2 separate regions of the Homo sapiens genome follow, and region 2 is linked to region 1. Evidence: chromatin loops called from intact Hi-C (ENCODE). Cell type or tissue: mammary epithelial cell. All regions are shown on one strand. Each heading gives the region's core, and the rest is flanking DNA. Links, peaks and the distances in the headings are about the cores only. Region 1 overlaps FCHO2 (FCH and mu domain containing endocytic adaptor 2). Region 2 holds the start of LOC105379030 (a long non-coding RNA gene).

Region 1 (5,376 bases), core at 152-5,151:
CACTCCAGCCTGGGCAACAGAGTGAGACCCTGCCTCAAAATAATAATCATAATATTCTATGTTAGAAAATGAGTGGTATGGAAAAAAGAAAAAGTATAGACTAAGGTAAGGAAGATTGAAAATACAGTTTTCAGTGTAAATTTAAACAGAGCAGTCAGAGTAGGTCTCCTTAAAAAGGAGCCATTGGACAAGGAGCTTAAGAATTTGAAGGAATTATAACATTTACTGTGAGTCATGTGATTAAACATTTGAAGTTGGAAGCATTCTAATTCCAACTTGTGGTACTACGTGGTGACCTTTTTTCTCGTGTTCTAAATCTGAATTCTTATAATGTATGAAGAATCTTTGAATTCTGTGTTGAATGTTGGAAGATTCGCAAACTTTACACGCATAATTAAGAATTCCTTCATAAAATGCTGATTTCTGGGCCCTGTCCCTAAGCTGTTGAATCAGATTTTCTGCAGTTGGAGCTAAGGGAATGTGTGTTATAAACAAGCACCACAGCAATTTTGATGTAAGTAGTAGTAGGTCCCCACATTGAGAATGATCCTTACTCCTTTGAGATAGGTCTGCTTCACTCTGCCAACAGATAGTCCCCTCATTAGATATTTTTGATTTTGTGGACTTACATGTTCAAGTGTCCATGTCATTAACATGACTTCTTAACTTTTCAGGCCAAAAACAATTGTTTGTTCTTTTCTCTTTAAAGGTATCATCAAATGGTATTCAGTCCACTCCTCTGAATCTTGCAACATACTGGAAATGTAGTGCTAGCACCACAGATCTTAGAGTGGATTATAAATACAATCCAGAAGCTATGGTGGCACCTAGTGTGCTTTCCAACATACAGGTGGTGGTACCAGTGGATGGAGGAGTAACGAACATGCAGTCCCTTCCCCCTGCAATATGGTAAATTAAACATACGTTTCTGAATTCCCACTAAATTTTTGTTGCAATCCCCAACTTCTAGAACCCAAGTTCTGTAAGTTTTCTTAGAAGTTTGAAAAATTTTTGTGCCTTTTTCCATAGAAACCACGCTGTAAAAGATGCAGTTCATTTTACTAGTCAAACCATAGTAACCTTAATCAAAAATAAACAAAACTAGTTTTGCTCTAAGTACCACCCAGACTTCAATGATTCCATACTAACTTTACCATTAGGCAGAGTGCTTGACCTCTCTAAACTTCTTTTTTTTTTTTTTTCATTTAAAAAATACAAATATTTTATGGATTAAATATAGCATCTGGCAAGTCTATAGGAACAGGAACACCTATCTAATTAGTGTTTAATAGTATTAGTTACTGCCATCTCTTAGCAACTTCTCCTGTCCCCTCTGTTAGTATTAGTATAGACTCTAACCGCTCTTTATAGTTACTTCATCATTTAATAACATGTGTCTTCCTTGACTAATGAAGGTACTGATCCCTATACACATTCCATTTTACTTTCTCTGACCAATAGGAATGAGAAGAATTACATAATTTGGTAAACTTCCATTAATTGAAAAAGATACAGCATTATGTTTATACTATATCATAAACACATTTTCACCAGTTAATACTACTTAAACTTAGCAATATATTTGTTGTAGTGAAAATATTTAAAATACACTTATTTATTGAGGTCCCATTCATGTATCAGGTACTATACTAGACACAAAACCTGAAGATATCTGTTCTTATTGCAGGAATGCAGAACAAATGAAAGCCTTTTGGAAATTGTCTAGTATTTCAGAAAAATCAGAAAATGGAGGTAAGTGTGTGTGTCCTTTTTTATTTATAAAATGATGTCACTGAAAATTGATTTTTTTTTTTTTTTTAAAACAGAGTCTAGCTTTGTTGCCAGGCTGGAGTGCAGTAACACAATCTCAGCTCACTGCAACCTCCGCCTGCTGGGTTCAAGCGATTCTCCTGCCTCAGACTCCTGAGTAGCTGGGATTACAGGCACGTGCCACCACACCCAACTAATTTTTGTTTGTTTGTTTTTTTTTTTAGTAGAAACAGGGTTTCACTATGTTACCCAGGATGGTCTCGATCTCCTGACCTCGTGATCTGCCCACCTCGGCCTCCCAAAGTGCTGGGATTACAGGCGTGAGCCACTGCGCCTGGCCATGGGTGCACCGTTCCTGGAAGCACTGCAATACCTTTTTTAAGGGAAAGTTTATGTAAAGTTTCCTCCTGGAATTTCATGCCCTCAGTTCTAGAAATGACCACTAGGTGGAAGTTAATACCTTTAGAATGGACCAGCTGAGATTCAGAACACATTTGTTCATCTAGATTGAGTATGTGTTCTCTATAAGAAAAAATTTATTTTGCCATAACTTTATAAATATTATGTAAATACTTCTTATATTTACATGCTAACATTAAGAAACTATACCTAGTAAATTTAAAGAAATAGAACTCTATGTTCCATGTAGGTAACCTGATAACTAATTGAAACTGATTTAACACAGTTTAGTTCATTCTGTTAACGGGATTCTCCTGACCTCCCAGAAATCATGTAGACGCTTCCAGGCTTTAAAAAGCCCCTTGCCGTCCCGGCACAGTGGCTCACGCTTGTAATCCCAGCACTTTGGTAGGCCGAGGTGGGTGGATCACTTGAAGTCAGGAGTTCAAGACCAGCCTGGCCAACATGGTGAAACCCCATCTGTTTTAAAAATACAAAAATTAGCTGGGCGTCATGGTGCACGCCTGTAATTCCAGCTATTCAGGGGACTTAAGCATGAGAATCACTTGAACCCAAGGAGGCGGAGGTTGCAGTGAGCTGAGATGGTGCCCCTGCTCTCCAGCCTGGGTGACAGAGTGAGACTCTGTCTCAAAAAAAAAAAAAAAAAAAAGCCCCCTTGCCTTCTGCAGTTCTCTAAAAGAACCTTTTTCCTGTCCATTTCCCCCTATTAAAGCTAACTATCAGCAGCATTCAATTTTCTGATGATTATTTTAAGGAGAAGCAAGTTATGCTTCTCTCACTAAGTACATCTGTTTGTGTTCATAATGCCAAGGAAAAGGCTGTCCTAGCTGATCACTTCTATAACTCAACTTACAATAAGGATGTAATTCTTGGGACAGCCAAGTCTTTAACATAGTCTTATTTTCTCTTAATCAAAAGAGAATTCTTCTGCCTTCTTTTGAATGCATAATTTTAGTCTACAATAACTTTTCTGCTTGTTTTTTTAGGGTTTGGTTTTGTTTTGTTTTGTTTTGTTTTTTTGAGACAGAGCCTTGCTCTGTTGCCCACTCTGGAGTGCAGCGGCATGATCTTGGCTCACTGCAACCTCTGCCTCCCAGGTTCAAGCAATTCTCCTGCCTCAGCCTCCCGAGTAGCTGGGATTACAGGCACCTACCACCACATCCAGCTAATTTTTGTATTTTTAGTAGAGACAGGGTTTCGCCATGTTGGCCAGGCTGGTCTTGAACTCCTGACCTCAGTTGATCTGCCAGCCTCAGCCTCCCAAAGTGCTGGGATTACAGGCATGAGCCACCATGCTCAGCCTAGTCTCCAATAACTCCTCTATTTGATAGGTTTTTTGGCTTTTCAAATGTTGCTGAGCTTTTTCTTTTTGAATATTTTGAGCATAATATAAAACATATCAGTAGCTTTTCTCATAGATATTTCTGTAGAAAGGACCGTAAATATGTCTGTGTTGTTTATTCATTTACACCTGCCATGCAGAATAAGACTTTTACTGGAGAGCCATACATTGGGTGAAATAACCAAGCAAATCTTCAGTTTCTTTTTTGCTGTTTGGTACTTATAGGTTGCCCACTTTCAGCTGGCCAACTGCATTGACTTTAACCCTAGCTATTAATATATAGCTTTTTGTGAGCCAAGCTGAAATTCCTAGTTTAAATTGAAGTAAACCAGCAATCCTGTTTGCATTAAGGGCTTATAACCAGTTTAGAAGGACAAAAGGATCTTTTTCCCCAATATAATGAAACTATACTATTGTAAATAATTAACAAGAAAGAAATTTGTTCTCTCAAAAATAAGACACAGGCTGGGTGCAGTGGCTCATGCCTGTAATCCCAGCACTTTGGGAGGCCAAGGCAGGTAGATCGTGAGGTCAAGAGATCGAGACCATCCTGGCCAACATGGTGAAACCCTGTCTCTACTAAAAATACAAAAATTAGCTGGATGTAGTGGCACGTGCCTGTAGTGTCAGCTACTCGGGAGGCTGAGGCAGGAGAATTGTTTGAACACGGGAGGTGGAGGTTGCAGTGAGCCAACATCGCACCACTGCCCTCCAGCCTGGCGCAGAGACTCCGTCTCAAAAAATAAAAAAATGAGATACAAATTTTCTAACCAGATTTTAAGTTTCCCTCTGCTATTCAGGTATCAGGTGTTTCTGTGAGGAAATGGAAAAATCTTATAAATGTGGTTTTTGATGTGGTTAGTCAAGCCTTTGAAAAGAATATCCAAGGCCAGGCATGGTGGCTCATTCCTGCAATCCCAGCACTTTGGGAGGCTGAGGCAGGTGGATCACTTGAGGCCAGGAGTTGGAGACCAGCCTAGACAATGTGGCAAAACCCTGCCTCTACTAAAAATACAAAAATTAACCAAGTGTGGTGGCACGTGCCTGTAGTCCCAGTTACTCAGGAGGCTGAGGCACGAGTCTAGCTTGAACCTGGGAGGCAGAGGTTTCAGTGAGCCAAGATTGCACCACTGTATTCCAGCTTGGGCCTTAGAGGGAGACTCTGTCTCAAAAAATAAATAAATAAATAAATAAATAAATAAATAAATAAATAAATAAATAAGAATGCTGTAAAATAGGCTGGGCACGGTGGCTCACACCTGAAATCCCAGCACTTTGGGAGGCTGAGGCGGGTGGATCATGAGGTCAGGAATTCAAGACCAGCCTGGCCAATATGGTGAAACCCTGTCTCTACTAAAAATACAGAATTAGCCAGGCATGGTGGTGTGCGCCTGTAATCCCAGATACTCAGGAGGCTGAGGCAGGAGAATCGCTTGAACCCAGGAGGCGGAGGTTGCAGTGAGCCAAGATCGTGCCACTGCACTCCAGCCTAGGCAACAGAGTGAGAGACTCTGTCTCAAAAAAAAAAAACACAAAAAATTCTGTAAAATAGAAATCTGTTTTCTGTTGCTGACTGTGTACTCAGAAGAGGGACAGGAAATATTTCTAAGGTGATTGTCAAGGTTGTTGCTCTTGGTCTATGGTAGAACTTTTGCACAACCAAATTGGTTATCAAGAATTGTAAAAGTTTGAGGGCCTGGATAGTAATTAAGAATAAGGCAGCAGTTCATCTCCACTACTGATCTATGCCTCCAGGCATAATAATACAAGTTGGATCAATGTTGTGACATCCTATTCTCCATTTCTCTGTGTAGTGTTAAGCTTCTGTGCAGGGGATCACAGGA
Region 2 (5,376 bases), core at 178-5,177, 69 kb after region 1:
TTGAACAGAACCCCTGGCACAAACAGCAATGCCAACGTTAGCAGTAAAGCCACGCTGCGATGGGACGCCCAGTGGTTGGAGCTTGGTTGGCCTTCCAGCCTCCTTGGCTGGTATCTGGGGCGAGGATGATGGCAACGTGCTGGATCAGGAACACCAAGGCTGTGGGCAGGAGTGGGCAGCAGCTGGGGCCTCTTTTCTGCTGTCCTCCCTGGGAGGGAAGTAAATGGTTAACCAGTCACCCACCCCTGGCACTTTGCAATCCTTCTCTGCGCCTGCACAGGGCATTCTCTGGCTGAATTCTGCCAGCCAAACTAAAAGTCTCATAACAAAGTAATGGGATAAACAAGGCCCAGGTGATCCTGTTTGCTAAACAGTGAAAACCAGATCCACACAGGCACTTTACAAAAGGCTACACACACATATGCAAAAGTGTCTCCCTGCAGACCTCAAATTCACTGTTACTCCGGGACAGTACCCAGAGCCTCGGACAGATGAGGTTTTGGGAAGGCGAGGTCTTGGAGATAATGTGGGAAGGACAAAAAATCCAGAAAGTGTTTCCTTATTAGGTGGGAGGGAGGAGGGTGGAGCCAGTGAAGGGGAGGGAAATAGAGTCTAATGGGCTGAGGAGAGGGCGAGGCAGTGAGGCCTTTTGTACCTTGGCAGGTGAGAGGGCTGAGTTCAAGGAGAACATGTGGCCGATGGTGTGGGAAGTTACAGAAACTTCGTCAGGGGTTAAAGGCAGGAAAAAGTTCACTGGGTTTGGCCGCTTTGTGGGCCCTGGGGACCAAGGCCAGAGTATTTTCCTAGGGGTGGGAAGGTGGAAGGGCCTTCAGGATTGCACAGGAAGGGAGGAAATGGAGGCCTGGGGAATAAATAATTTTGTCAAGAAGTTTGATCCTATACGGTGATGGCTGCAGAAGTGGGCATCTGAGTGGGGATGGAGGAGAGGGTTTTGCTCTTTAGTGTCTGGAGCCCTGAGTGTACTCAGGCTGAGTGGAGAGAACCAGCTTATTACAGAAGAGGAGCGTCTTCTGCTGCAACCCTCTCCTTGGCAATGAAAGCAGAAGCAGCAGCAACAGCAAACAGGAGCATCTGGAAAGAGTCTCTTTGAGAACCTGAAATTGGCCACAGTGGTTTTTGAGGAAGGAGCTACTGAAAGCCAGTTTTCCTAAAATAAAAATCATGCTGGTCAGACTCATGGTTATAAGGAGCAGAAAGCTAATGAGAGTAGCTCCCGAGAAGAGGGGTTGGTTGTAAGCTGTGCACCTGCGAGCCTTGGAGGAAGGCTGAGACCACACTCAGGGCTACCAAAGACTGATGTAAGAGGTGCTTTGTTGTTATTGTGTTGACAATTTAAATGTTCCTTACAGTTTTCCAGAACAGAATGGTCAAGAGAGCAGAACTTAGGAATGTGGATTCTAATGCCAGCTCCATACTGCTCAGGCAAATTTGCTTCTGAGCCTGAGCTTCAGTGGTGCAGCACATTTCCTTTCCACGTACCAGATGTTGAGGAGTAAATGATTGTGAATGCAAAGAACATTTAGCACAGTATGACGCACACTATAATGGCCATTGTATTTACTTTCTATGTGCAATGCGTATTTCCTTAGGCATAGGAAAAATCATTCTAAATATATCCCCCTTCTAAAGCTACAATCCTGAATTACAGAACAGTTAATTGAGGTGCTGCCCTGCTAGCCATCAGCCTTCACTCTCACATGGGACATTCCTCTGGTTAGCTCTGCTTGGGTCCTCCCGTGCTGGGCCCTGCAAATTCCTTAACCAAGAGGTCAAGGAATGCTCTGCAGGCCAACATGCCCCTCAGTCTGAACACTGGACATACAGTCGAGTCAGGCTTTGTGCCTTTGTACAAGATTTTATTAAAGGCCTTTCCAGGACAACATCCAGATGCCAGACACAGCTGTCAAGGAGAACCTGTCATGTTGTGGGGGTTGGCTGCGGCATGGCAGGAGCTATGGCTTCCTCCCCACCCTTCTATTCTGAGATGGGGTAGTGGGCAGTACTTCATCTTTGGGTTCCACGATACTCATGTGCTCAGGCAGGGCCTTCCTAGAGTCAGTCTTACCAGCTGGGTCCCAGGGCAGCATGACCTTCCCTTGATGGCCAGCACACCCTGTTGGAGCAGCACCTGGCACATGGCGGTGTCAATGAGGTAAACAGAGTTCCTGCTGAGGATCATCAGGTCATCCACAAACTTCCTGCATTTAGAGTTTTCAGACACCACAGCCTTGAAGCCTGTGGCCCCCTACGCCCCGCCTGATGAACCACAGCACACCACAGCAGGCCCTCTGCGCTGCAAGCCCTCCCAGGAGGTAACACTGAGACTCCACCTAGGCAAACACACACATACCTCTTGTGGCTACCTTTCCAGCAAAAAGCTCTACACTGCCCTCTGGAAGCCAAACCTCTTCTGAACTACAGCAGGCAATTTCCAAATCTGCCAGCCCTTCTCACCAAGAACATTCTGTGTTTTGGTGGCTAAGATTATGATTTTGAAGCAGCGTCATTTGTCTAGAGTAGTAACCGAGGTTCGTTGCCTCACACCAAGGAAATCAAGGATGTGGACACGTAAGGAGTGAGGTTAGGAGCAGAGGTTTAATAGGCAAAAGAAAGAAAAAAGCTCTCTCTCCTGCAGAGATGGGCTCCCAAGCAGGTTTTTCAGTTTCATGGTGAAATGCACAGCGTTTTATAGATGAGCTTGAGCAGACGGTTTCGATTGGTGGGACCAGGTGTGTCATTTACATAGCTTGTAAAGAAACTGGCCATACCACCCTTATTTTTTATGTGATGGGTTCTCTACCTGGCCTGTGCCATGTTGCCTGTTCCTTTATTGTACATGTGGTTGACAAAGAAAAGGGAAGATGGAGCCTCCATGTTGAACATGCCTGACCCCCGGGTAGCCTTTTTCTATTGGCACAGCTGCTGGCATTCTCCATGCAAGCTTCCAGCTTGTTTATCTATGTTTGCAGCTCAATTTTACAGGCTGCTCTTTGTTAGAAAATAAATGATTCGGGGGCTGCTTTTTGTTAAGAGAGAAGTCTTGCCGAGGATTCTCTTACCCTCACTATCTGCCTAAATAATTTATTTTAAGCTCCTGTATTAATTCCTGTTCTGGTTGACGTAATTTGGACCTCAACTCCAGAGTAGCCATCCTCAGCCAGCTCTCGAGTGAGAACTTTTTCAGTTCCACTTTGAGGATGCCATCAGTGACAAACTTCCTCTTCTTGGAGATCTGCACCCCCATCTTGCCACCGTGTGCCTCTGAAATGAAGGGCCAATGCGAGAGTTTTATCCTCTCTGCAGCAGAGTCCTTCTCTTGCGGGCAGGTATCTGCTTGTCTTTAAACAAAGATAGACCCTTTTCTCCTCTCTTGGTCAACCAGTGTCCTCCACTTCTCGAAGTTTCTGCTCTTGAGTTTTGTTTATATAGGACCCGTATGGAAGCTCCTTAGTGCCCCTTGCCCTCTTTCTACACCACGGCACTTCTATTGCAGCCAACAGTCTCGGTCTGCTAGATTCCCTGTTTCTCACTGAGAATCTATTTTTGAAGCTGGCCTTACAGGTCCTAAGTCCCTCCCTGCCAGGATGACCAGCTTGTCCCAGGTGGCTCAGAACTTTTCTAGTTTCAGCACAGAGAGTTTTGCATCCTGGGACCCCCCTCAGTCCAAGGCAAACCAGGATGCTTGGTGACCCCCACCCTGTCTCTGGAAGGGCTGCCCTTGAATCAGTTTCCCACCTCAGGCCCATCGGCCAAGAGAAGGTGATCCGGGTCACCTGGTGTCCAACAAGGCCTCAGTCTTTCAGTAGGGGTGGGTGGCTTCTCTGGGAGAGGGACCATGAATTGGGCCAGCAATGATCAACCTCTCCAGTTAAAACTATACTTAGATGAATTACTCATTAGAAGGGAAGGAAGTGAGGCATTATAAGTATACGTGTAGCAGTTTGATGCAGTAGAAAGCACATTGAATTGGAAGTCAAAATGCCTGGTTTCTGCCTCTGAACAGCAATAAAATCCCAGCATCAAACAGTTCATCTTTCTGAGCCTCAGTTTCTCCATCTGTAAAATGAAAGGTTTAATTTAGGGCTTGCTTCCTTTTTAACTTATGTTAGAGTTACTCCATATTCTTCAAGACATAATCTGCTATCATCATTATTAAATTCTTCCCTTTCCTCTCCTCCCTTCTTCCCTGTTCCCCTTCCTCTCCCTTCCTCCCTTCCCCTTCCTTCTTTCCTTCCTTCCTTCCTTCCTTCCTTCCTTCCTTCCTTCCTTCCCTCCTTCCTCCCTTCCTCTCTCCCTCCCTCCTTCTCCATTCCCAGCACTAATTCCTTTCTTCCCAACAGGCCACTACATCAATGTGAAAGATATTTATCCTTGAATAGGTATGTAGTTCTATAAGATATGATTATTATTTTGTGTATTTATTTAAAATTTACATATATTACATTATGTTATAGTCCTCATTTGCTTCCTAACGTTTCTTACTCAGCACCATTTAAAAATATATCCGTGGTGCTGGCTGTTGGTCTTTAAGACTCCTTCCAGAGTGGCACTTTATGAACCTTGTTTAGTATTGCAGAACGCTCTGTTATCCAAAGTTCTTCTACTTTGAATCAAATTATTGGTGGGCTTTTTAGAGGGGACCAAAGGGACAAGAAAGTATTACTCCAATGTTGGACAACTTTGGTCTGCATGAAAGGACCTAAATGGATTAATATATAGAGGACATTAAAGAGGAATAAATGAAGTACTGGGTGGCAAGAACCGTTGTGAATTCATCTTTGGCCCTTAATCTTGAAACTATGAAGCCATCTATGAAGCCAAAACTATGAAGCCGAATTCACATGCACGATTCCTGGAACAGCTTACCTCCTATGTGGAGCTGGCAGACATTCTCCAAGAGGAGGCAGGAAGAGTTCTCAGGCTCTCACTCACATATCATCAAGCATAGAAAAACTGCTTAAGACCTCAGCCAGAGATTGAACCCAAATCGGAAGACCTGTCCCCGGGGGGCCAATCTCTGTGGCTCAGAGGAGGCAAAGGAGACCCAGCCGCATCCCTCCCAGAGCGTTCTGTGGTTGTTAGCAGACGGGCTAGTGCCTCGCAGGTTGAGCAGCTCTCTTGGTGGCATTGAGGCTGAGGGAGCCATGTGGAGCCTGGGAATGGGCTGCGGGTGGGGAGCAGCTGTGGAATAGCCCCTCCTGGCTCTGCCTGCCTATGGCTGGGAGAACAGTTTCCATTTCAGGCAGCAGCAATTCACACTGGGTGGTCTCTGCCTTCCCTCCCTCAGTGCCTCAGTGCCACAGGCAACTGCCAGCAGGCTGAGAAAAGCACAGCTCCCCTTGGAGGACAGAGGCC

What was found. Peaks named below come from ENCODE experiments on the same cell type or tissue, not always from the same donor. Only the 100,000 strongest peaks of a DNase experiment are listed, where the experiment ranks them.
Region 2: a loop joins it to region 1, with 14 times the contacts of the local background. A loop is called at or near these places in 3 of 110 quality-filtered maps.

What each region holds. Positions count from the first base shown.
Region 1 is chr5:73,081,074-73,086,449 of GRCh38, forward strand. It overlaps FCHO2 (FCH and mu domain containing endocytic adaptor 2), which reads left to right. Exons shown (of 26, transcript NM_138782.3): 23 at 710-909; 24 at 1,688-1,752. Among named protein-coding and RNA genes, the nearest start is that of TMEM171, 37 kb to the right of the region's middle. In mammary epithelial cell, for the core only: a CTCF peak has its summit at 2,212 (motif pointing right); a DNase peak (open chromatin) is centred at 2,208.
Region 2 is chr5:73,150,472-73,155,847 of GRCh38, forward strand. LOC105379030 (a long non-coding RNA gene) reads right to left here and starts at 121. Exons shown (of 2, transcript NR_134252.1): 1 at 1-121. It also overlaps the pseudogene LOC101060067. RefSeq lists enhancers at 4,778-5,278, 5,279-5,376. In mammary epithelial cell, for the core only: a CTCF peak has its summit at 2,412; no DNase peak of the experiment used is centred there.